Linked DNA regions of Homo sapiens: region 1 is linked to region 2. A link is an interaction called in ENCODE POLR2A ChIA-PET data of the cell type or tissue named here. Cell type or tissue: PC-3. All regions are shown on one strand. Links, peaks and the distances in the headings refer to the core of each region. The heading gives the core; the rest is flanking DNA. Region 1 overlaps SYNPO2 (synaptopodin 2). Region 2 overlaps SYNPO2 (synaptopodin 2).

What was found. Peaks named below come from ENCODE experiments on the same cell type or tissue, not always from the same donor. Only the 100,000 strongest peaks of a DNase experiment are listed, where the experiment ranks them.
Region 1: POLR2A ChIA-PET joins it to region 2 with 7 read pairs; 4 of 35 experiments call an interaction of 5 or more read pairs at or near these places.

Annotation. Positions count from the first base shown.
Region 1 is chr4:118,918,008-118,923,394 of GRCh38, reverse strand. All of the region lies in intron 1 of SYNPO2 (synaptopodin 2), which reads right to left. Among named protein-coding and RNA genes, the nearest start is that of SYNPO2, 32 kb to the right of the region's middle. In PC-3, for the core only: no CTCF peak of the experiment used is centred there; a DNase peak (open chromatin) is centred at 4,844; H3K4me3 peaks cover 579 bases.
Region 2 is chr4:118,972,708-118,978,094 of GRCh38, reverse strand. All of the region lies in intron 1 of SYNPO2 (synaptopodin 2), which reads right to left. The region is part of intron 2 of SYNPO2-AS1 (SYNPO2 antisense RNA 1); the gene reads left to right. Among named protein-coding and RNA genes, the nearest start is that of SYNPO2-AS1, 9.3 kb to the left of the region's middle. In PC-3, for the core only: no CTCF peak of the experiment used is centred there; a DNase peak (open chromatin) is centred at 3,134; H3K27ac peaks cover 1,655 bases.

The sequences.
Region 1 (5,387 bases), core at 160-5,159, 55 kb after region 2:
TCAAATAGGCCCTGGTGTCTGTTGTTTCCTTCTTTGTGTTCATGTGTACTCAATGTTTAGCTCCCACTTATAAGTGGGAACATATGATATTTGGTTTTCTGTTCCTGCATGAGTTTGCTTAGGATTATGGCTTCCAGCTCCATCCATGTGGCTGAAAAGGTCATGATCTTGTTCTTTTTTATGGCTACACGGTATTCCATGGTGTATATGTACCACATTTTCTTTTTCCAATCTACTGTTGATGGGCATTTAGGTTGATTCCATGACTCTGCCAGGAAACGCCAATTTTCTGAAGCTGCCATCGTGTTGTGTGTATGGCAGAGAATATTTTGTTTTCCAAAATATATGCAAGAAACCACAGTTCCTTTAATAGATATCCATGGAATTCATTATCTTATTTTAAAGATTTACTTTGTCCTATAAGTACAGATGTATAACTAAAGATATATTTATAGATAAGTCCAGCTAGTCCAAATATGGCTAAACTATACTATATGGATGATACTCTAATAAAAAGATTTTATTTTTTAACAGACTGGAGCCGAATATCTGTCTGGGATCTCTAAACGTAATGTGAAAAATACCAGACACTTCTCCCTGGAGTTTAAAATTTAAGACAACACTAAGTCTCTCTATCCCATTATAATAAAAGCCTTATATTCACAACTAACAGAAATCAGAAAATGCCAGTTGATCTTCTAAAAAAAAAAAAAGGCTGTTACCTTAACCCTCTTTGGTTACATGAACAAAGATGATATGTGTCCCTTTTTATAAACATGTAGGTTCCAGTAGAATATATAAGTAGCAAATATCTACATCCTGTGAATATGCAGGTAGAAAAGAGGGTTCAAAAAAAAAAGAGTGGAGAGCAAAACCTGTTTGACTACACCATCAAGCTAGTAAGTAAACTATTAGAGTTTCCTCAGGGAATTATTTAGAAGGATAAAGTAAGGAGCACCACAAATACATTTTACTTCCAAAAGGAATCATCTACCTGTATGGCTTATATTTTTATAATATATATTCTTATATTACAGAAAGCCAACTTTTTTCTTTCTGTAAACCTGAAGGATTTCTTCAGGGAAAGAAATAACCCTATCATGCAGACGTACATCTACTTTAGACAACACCTGATTCGAATCGATAATTAAAAAGGGTAACAGAAACAACTCCAGAGTAACAAATCTACACATGGTTCACTGGAATTACTCAATGGCTAAAAAATTACACTCAAGTACAAGGAGGCATTTTTTATGCAAGCTTGCCTTGGACATTCACTCCCTCCTCATTTATTTAACCATTTATAAGCCCATGCTAGTCACTAAGGATATAAAGATGAACAGGATACAGTCCCAACCCTCAAGGCACTCCCAGTAATGAGGAAAACAGTCCTATAAAAAGATAATTGTGAAACAATGTGTTAAGTGACAAAGATATGCACAGAGTATTATAAAAACACTGAGATGAGGTAATTAATTTAGGGCCAAGACTGGCTATCTGGAGAGGTGACAAAAGTTAATCAAGTGGAAGAGGGAGAGGACTGCATATTGAGGGAGAAGCAAGAATGAAAACAAGATGTCAAAAAAGAGTATGTGTGTGTGTGTGTGTGTGTGTGCATATGAAAAGTAACTGTAAGCAATTTGATGTTGTAGGAATTTAAAGCTTAAGTGGCAATAGAAAGATAAGGCAGAGAATTAGACAAGACATAATTAATAAAGGATCTATTTTTCCAAATTAAAGAGCTTTGGCTTTGCTATGGAGGGAGTGGGGAAGCATCGAAGGGTTTTTTAATTATTATCATTATTTTATTTTAGAGATGGAGTCTTACTATGTTTCCCAGGCTGGGCTCAAAGTCCTGGTCTTAAGTGATTCTCCCACCTCAGCCTCCCAAGTAGATAAAATTATAGGCACAAACCACTGTGTGTAGCTTCCAAATGATTTTAATCAAGACAGTGGCATGGGCAGATAGATGTTCTAGATACGTCAGCCTGGCTGTTGTGTCGAAGATGGGTTTGAAGGCAAGATCCAGACTAAAGATATGATGGTATCATGAATATAATGATGGTAGTAGTACTTATGAGAATGAAACAATCTCTAAGGGATAGCATGTAGAGTGAGAAGACAGTGGACTGACCATGAAATCCTACAGAATACCAACATTTAAGGACTAGGTAAAGAACTCAGGTTGGGCCAGGTGTGGTGGCTCACACCTGTGATATCAGCACTTTGGGAGCCCAAGGTGGGAGGATCTGTTGAGGCCAGGAGTTCAAGACCAGCCTGGACAACACAGCGAGACTCTGTCTCTACAAAATAAAAGTAAAAAATAGCCATGCGTGTTGATGCGCGCTTGTAGTCCCAGCTACTAGGGAAGCTGAGGAGGGAGGATCACTTGATTCCAGATCCCAGGAGTCTGACATCATAGTGAGCTATGATGGCACCACTGCACTCAAGCATAGGTGACAGAGCTAGACCCTCTCTCTAACAAGAAAAAAAAAAAGGAAAAAAGAAAAGAAATCAGGTGGATCTTAATAACAATCTTCCCCAGCCAGACATCATTCTTGATTTGGCCAGTTTGCCCACCTACTGCCTGGTTATTATATGATTGGTGTCCAAAAAAAAATGGTTTCATATGTGTACTGTGAAAATATTTATTTGTTTTAAGATTTATTTTAACCTCAGCAAAATTGTTCCAATATGCAATTTTAATAAATCTGGGGTATGGAATACATATTTCTTACATTACACTCAAACTACAAAGAGTTCTTTTGATGGTTAAATTACTTTACAGTTTAGAGAAAGACAGAAAATTATTGCCTTTCCTCTGTTCCATGGTGGATTATTTTGTTCTTAGAGTTCTGTCCAAGACAGAACAAGTATCTGGTGCTGTGCCTACTGTGGGTGCCAAGTGTTCTTGTATTTACTCTAATACGTGCACAGTCGAATCACTTAGATAAAAGTTGTTTTTTATGACATGGGTGATCTCACTCACTCCAATGACTTCAACCACCAGCTGCACACAGATGAATTCTAGTCCTTCCCTTTTCCTGAGCTCTGAGTTCTTATATAAAATTGCTTACTAGGCACCCTGGCTGTCCTTCAGCAAACTCACTCTAAAAATACATAAAAGTAAACTCCTTATCTTTCCTTACATACTTATTCCTTCTCCTATAGTCGCTGTTTTCACAAATTACTCTAAATTCCGCTCAAATATCCAAGTCATCCCAGATTCCTCTTTCTCCTTCATTGCCTCCCACAACTCTTCAACCACCTTATCCTACAGGATCCAATTATTTTGCATCAATGGTATCTATCTCCTCTTCTCTACCACTAATTTCTGCCACCTATACTAAAATGATAATTTTATAACTGCTCTCCCAGCCTTCAGTCTCTCATCCGTCCAATAATTTCTCCACCAGTTATCATATTATTCCCATTATTTAAATATCTGTGGTGGATTCCCATTGCCATTATCAAACTCCAGCTTCTTAGCAGGGATCACAAGTCCCTGAATGAGGAGGCTCCTGCCTAACTCTCCACTACATCTTGTTTGCTGCATAGTGAGCCTCTGGTTGTAGCCAACTCCTGTACTCAGTCTCTTTAACAGATCGTGCTGGTTTATGCCTTAAGGCTGTTGCCTCGAACACTTTCTGTGATTCTCTCCTCCATCCTGAAAGACACCTTCTCATATTTCGAGCTATATATTCCACCTTCTAGAAAACTTTCCGATCTCTCTCCATCCTCTTTTGTGCCTCCACTGTCCCCTATACCATCTTCTACAATAACACTTGCAAAATCATATTACACTAATTGGGTCACATATTTGACTGCCTCTATAATATGTAAGCTTTTTGAAGAGAAGAACTTTATAATATTCATCCTGGCATCCCTAGAGCCCAGTTTGATTTATGGTATGCCCTTAACTGATGTTTACTGACATCAAAACAGCTTTAAAAGTTGATACCTAGATGAATAAACTTTTATTTTTTCAGTCAATTACTTCGGTATGCAAAAAGTAGCCAAATTATGAGAGGGGAGTATGGCTAAGTACAGTGACTACAAAGAGGTTTCAGCTCAAAGTCCAATTCTCATCAATTCCAAATGACTGACAAGGAAACAAGCTTGAGAGACAGGGAGGCTCAATCCAGGCTCAGAAGAATGAGTGCAATGATCGACTAGCGCTTCCTGTCATATTAATGCCTAATATTTGCTCTCCCTCATATTATGTAAGTATTCAATAAGCAAGCCTTTTTGATTAAATATTCAATGAGTATTTTTGAATACTTGTGCACATGACTGAATCAGTGTCTGTATTCAAAGCATATATTCATTAGGAACACCATGCTAAAAATGGCAAAACATTTCTGCTGGTGCTGCCATAGAATTTTTAAAATGTATATTTAGTTTCATAATAGTCCTAATTTTAGCATATTCTGTCTGGTTGGTACAATTAATAATATTTTTAAAAACATTTTAAAACTTTTTAATCTGTATTTTGATGGACTTGGAAATCTAAAATAGTCATTGCATTACCTTCAAAATACTTGATGAAGAATTAAATTATTGCTACCTAATATAACTGTGTATGTCATGTCTTCTGGCAAACTAGCAATATTGAGTTTGAAAGGCAAATGAAAATCTTATCCCGATGTTTGGACTAAGTTGTTTTTAAGGAACAACTTACTTTATCTGCAAAGCAGATTTAAGTAAACGCAATCTGTAAAATTTTCTTTTAGAAACTACTCTCTTGTTCCACATCATCAAATTAGAATGTTTCATTATAATTTTATCTGAACTCTATATGCTCTAGTGCTGCTCTGCAAATGAGTCAGAGGAGAACTATTCCCAGTTTGCAGCCAATTCTCCAGAGAAGCAAAGGAAAAAAGAAACAACTGCCTTTTAAGGAAATCAAACCTGTTTCTAGTGATAAACCCCTTTCCATTTCTATTTGAACATAGTCTCAACAACCAACGAACAGAATACTATGAAATAATGTGTAAAATACATTACCTATTGGATGAACCACTTAGCCAAACACATCTGTAGGTTTGTTTAATGTTTTTCATATACCATAATCTATTACATATAAACAAATTATATAAATATACACACCTGGGTACATGTGAAATGATAAAATAACTTTTTTCAGCAAACATTAAGACATCTGGTTTCAGTTTGGAATTATATGTTGGCAAACATTGTTTAAAAAATGGATTTTTTAAAGTTTAAAAAAAGAACTTTCAGTTTCTAGAAAGTTTTTATAATGTGGAATTTGTATGGCAAAGAATTTGTATAAAAAGCTGAATGGGAAGGATTGCTAAAGGTAAGCTCATGCAGCAGGCACTCTTCACCTACTTTCTCTTCTACCTAACTCAACAATTTGATGGGAA
Region 2 (5,387 bases), core at 279-5,278:
TTCACCCAAAGATCTTAGAAAATTCCCAATCCACAAATTCTACAGTAGCATATAATTCCCTCATAAAATATTCATGCAACGGCAACTTGATAACAACAAAACTATGTTGGACTATATATGAGGTCCTATTTGCTGGGTTCACTCACTTGGCTAGTAACCTACTACCTGGAACCAGGCTTGCAGAACTCCTGAGTGGAAGTTATGTCTTTGCAAAATTATAAGTGGCAATGCCATAAACCTACAGGGTTGCTTTAGAGATGTCAAAAGTGGGATTGCTAACACTGTACAAGGTCAAGCACTACTCACCATGATATACGTTCAAAGAAGGCCTACATAATGCAGAAATTTCTATAGGGCAGAGTTGATGCTCCACAGACAAGGTAGGATTATGATCCAGACATGTCTGATTTCTAGCCTCTGAAGCTCTTCCCTGCCATCAGGAGAATGGCTGGATCCCACCCACAAGGCTAGTGTCTCCTCAAGTTGAGAGGTGACAGCATGCTGGCAGTCCTCAGAGCCCTCGCTTGCTCTCGGCACCTCCCCTGCCTGGGCTCCCACTTTGGTGGCATTTGAGGAGCCCTTCAGTCCCCTGCACTGTGGGAGCCCCTTTCTGGGCTGTCCAAGGCCGGAGCCCACTCCCTCAGCTTGCAGGGAGGTGTGGAGGGAGAGGCGTGAGCGGGAACCGGGGCTGCGTGCCGCGCTTGCGGGCCAGCTGGAGTTCCGGGTGGGCGTGGGGTTGGCAGGCCCCGCACTCGGAGCAGCTGGCCAGCCCTGCGGCCTCGGGCAATGGGGGACTTAGCACCCAGGCCAGTGGCTGCAGAGGGTGTACTGAGTCCCCCAGCAGTGCTGGCCCACCGGCGCTGCGCTCGATTTCTCCCCGGGCCTTAGCTGCCTTCCCACGGGGCAGGCCTTGGGACCTGCAGCCCGCCATGCCTGAGCCTCCCACCCCCTCCATGGGCTCCTGTGCGGCCCGAGCCTCCCTGACGAGCACCACCCCCTGCTCCACGGCGCCCAGTCCCATCGACCACCCAAGGGCTGAGGAATGCGAGCGCACGGCGCCGGACTGGCAGGCAGCTCCAGCTGCAGCCCCGGTGCGGGATCCTCTAGGTGAAGCCAGCTGGGTTCCTGAGTCTGGTGGGGACGTGGAGAGTCTTTATTATCTAGCTCAGGGATTGTAAATACACCAATCAGCACCCTGTGTTTAGCTCAAGGTTTGTGAGTGCACCAATCGACACTCTGTATCTAGCTGCTCTGGTGAGGACGTGGAGAACCTTTATGTCTAGCTCAAGTATTGTAAATACACCAATCGGCATTCTGTATCTAGCTCAAGGTTTGTAAACACACCAGTCAGCACCCTGTGTTTAGCTCAAGGTTTGTGAATGCACCAATCGACACTCTGTATCTAGCTGCTCTGGTGGGGCCTTGGAGAACCTGTGTGTGGAAACTCTGTATCTAACTAATCTGATGGGGACGTGGAGAACCTTTGTATCTAGCTCAGGGATTGTAAATGCACCAATCAGCGCCCTGACAAAACAGGCCACTCGGCTCTACCAATCAGCAGGTTGTGGGTGGGGCCAGATAAGAGAATAAAAGCAGGCTGCCCTAGCCAGCATTGGCAACCCGCTAGGGTCCCCTTCCACAGTGTGGAAGCTTTGTTCTTTTGCACTTTGCAATAAATCTTGCTACTGCTCACTCTTTGGGTCCACGCTGCTTTTATGAGCTGTAACACTCACCGCGAAGATCTGCAGCTTCACTCTTGAGACCACGAGCCCAGCGGGAGGAATGAATAACTCCAGACGCGCTGCCTTAAGAGCTGTAACACTCACTGCAAAGGTCTGCAGCTTCACTCCTGAGCCAGCGAGACCACGAACCCACCAGAAGGAAAAAACTCCGAACACATCTGAACATCAGAAGGGACAGACTCCAGACGTGCCAACTTAAGAGCTGTAACACTCACCGCGAGAGTCCGCGGCTTCATTCTTGAAGTCAGTGAGACCAAGAACCCACCAATTCTGGACACAAAGTCACTAGAGTCAATCCAGTTATTGGGCAAGAAAGATTTCAAAAGCTCTGGTAGGGGACAGGGAGTCTATTAATAAATGGCAGTCTCCATAGCCGGCACTTTTATATTTTTGCAACAAATCTGTAAAATATTTATTTTTCTCCTGACTTTGAGGAAAGTAAGGCTCACAAAAGTTATGGGACTTGTGTCTGATCATACAGCTAGTGGCAGGAGAATGAAATTCAAGTTCAAAGGCATTTACTATGGTAGATTCCCTCTCAGGCTGTGGAGCACATATTCTTAGCCCTGTGTTTTTTGGGGTATGAGACTGGGTCACTTAATGCTGGTTGGCTCTGATCCAGAGTCCAAGTTTTGATGATTAGGCTTCTGCCTTGTGCTAGGGAACTAATCCTGTAACTATATCCCTGTGTGTCTTACTCTTTGTGACTTAATTGTGCCCTTAATAAATTGTGTGGTAACCCAGCTCTTCTATGACAGGAATTTCCCCTTGCACCTCCTCCTCCTTCCTGGGGGTGAAAGTCCTGCTCTTGAATTTCGCCTGATTGCTTGGACTCTGCTACCACTTGTTAGTAGATATCCCAAGTCCTGTCTGTGTGTATCCTTAAGTTCCTCATAATGGTTGTATTGGATCCTTCATCTCTGTTTGTCATTCATATGCCAGCCTATTCCCACTCTTAAAGCTTGGCTTTTTCTGAAAGGAACTTCTTGCCCAGACAACCCCAAATTTTCTGTTGCCATAGGTGCCCAAACTCTATTCTACTTGTTGATTAGTCTTCCTTCTAGCAGTAGTACTACATAGATTTTGGGATCTGTCACCCAAATTATTTGTTACTCTGTGTGCTGGTCTTTGTCTAGCTCCTTTAGCCCAATGACTGAGCGATATGTGGCCCATAAGATAAGTATGACAGAACAGTGGTGGGAAAGAGTCTGGTGTACTCCTGGAGGTGCAGAGGGTGGCCTCACGTGGGTGCAAGGTGTGTGTGACAGGTTATTGAAAGTAAGGTTGGATTACTGGGGTAGAACCATATTGAAAAGAGTTTTGAATGCCAGAATGTAACACTTGGCTCTCATCCAGTAGTGATGAGAAATTATTATTGGTTTGTAAGCACTCTAGGGAGATTAGTCAGTGTGTAGGATGGACTAGACAGGAGATGACTGAAGATAGAGAAACAAGGAAACCATTAAAGTTCTGCAAAAACAACGTGATGAGAGCCTGGATTAGAGTTATCTGTAATAACCCCAGGAAGGAGGTAAGAGACAACATTTGAAGCAAACTGCACCTTAGTGAGAGATAGGGTATGTAGAGAAGCAGAAGTCAAGGATGAATCTAAAGTCCTAATAATGGTGATGCTGTTGGTAGAAGAAAGAAACATAGGGAAAGAATCAAAATCTGGGGAAAGAAACCCTAAAATCCCAGCTCTCTTTTCAAAATTTTCAGTATTAACATTGATTGTATGTGAGAACATTGCTAGCAAGTATCCAAGCAAAGGGATGTGTTAAAATCAATCAAATTGTTGAATTAAGACTAGAAGACAAATGAAAAATCAAGGCTGAACATATCAATTAGGGATAGATGTGGGAGAAGTCATAGGTGTGGACAAGTGAACTGTGAGGGAAGTCAAACCTAATCTGGCAAGAAATCCAGTTTTCCACAATATTCTGGGTCTAGGCCTCTGCTGGGCCAGTGGCCAAGGATGGGCAAGAGAGTCAAGGATGGACTGTATATTCACAAACAAGAAAGCCTGTTATATAACTTGGCTCTAAAAAGAGCCACCACTACAACTAGGTATGGAATCTCTAAGGCCTGAGATACAATACCTGTGTGAGATTTTCTATCTCATCCCACTGAGAAATGCTACAGATGCCACTTGCTACGGCTGATTCCCTTTGAGCACTAAAATTTACTCTCCCACTAAAGGTGTTGTAGAAATGCCTCTTTTCTTAGCTCAAACATAATTATTGTCCAGGTTTAATATTTAGCTATGTTTAACTCTCATTCTCAACTCTCTTTTCAAAAATTAAAATCATATGACCAAGATAAGCAGGTTGATGATTTAAGTCAGCGTCCTCAGCTGTATAATGGGAACAATAATACCTGACTCCTGCTTTTGTGAAGAAAGAAGAATCTTAAAACAGGTCAATGAAGAATTTACTTGTGTTAAACTATGTTCTGAGTGATGTTAGATTGCTTATTTCAGTGGGGTTTGTTTAGGTTTTATGTCCAGTGGCTACTGATTGGTGTAGCCTATATAGCTTTTATGTAACTTCAGGACCAAACTAGGCTTCTTTTAGTTCTGATACTAATTAATATCCAAAATTGTGGTTAGGAAAATGAAAGGAAAGAAGAAAAAAATGTGGCTATTTATGGTGGGTTCTTTTGTGGGGAGGGAATTTTTTGGCTATGAACTGGCATTTGCCCAACAGTATTCCGAGTTCAGTAAATAACTCAACACGCATGGGTTAAATTTCCAATAAAAACATGAAGCTTAAAAAGTAAGTGGAAAGTACTTGGCAAGATACATATTTACATTTGGTGAAGGGAAATTTTTATGGTGGTTAGCCAAACCTGACATGCACAGGGATTAATTCATCCTCACTCATCACAGAAACGAAAACTGCCAGTATCATATCATACGTGCTATGCTGTGGCTTTCTCTTAAAAATCAGCACCACCGTGAAAGGAAGCTGACCTCTGTGTGCACACACTTAGTGCAAGTGTGTGCCTTACTAGAATCATTATACGTATATATGTATAATAAAACTACTTTTTAAAATGCTGAGAAAGTCTTATATTTGAGGTACTATAATTTTAATAATAGTATAATAGAATCCTTGAATTAATAATTCTATAATTGATGGAATTCATATAATAATTAACAGAATTCACATAATAATATAGAATTACTAATTCTATAATTCTGACTTACTCAAAAATTCAAACGTTTTTCACTCTACAGATGCTCCTCAACTTACAATGGGACTATGTCCCACAAAACCCATCATAAATCAAAAAATACCATAAGTCAAAAATGCATTTAATGCATGTATAAGCCCATTGTAAAGTTGAAACATCATAAGTTGAGTTATAATAAGTGGGGACCATTGGTGTGAAAAAGTGGTGTGAATGGGGAGAAAAAGCAGGTGAGCAAGCGGGGATAGCCAGCTTACAAAATATGTATTTCTGATCCTGTAATATCTAATTTGTTTCCAATTTTCAAATGAAAGACACTGAAATTATTAAGCACTCACTATGTGATGAAAAGTAAACTGAACTTTGAGGAGATTTTTGTAGCTTGCCCAAGGTCACAGAACTAGATTTAAACTTAGAGATGTATAACTTAAAATTGTAGGCAGTGGGCAAAAC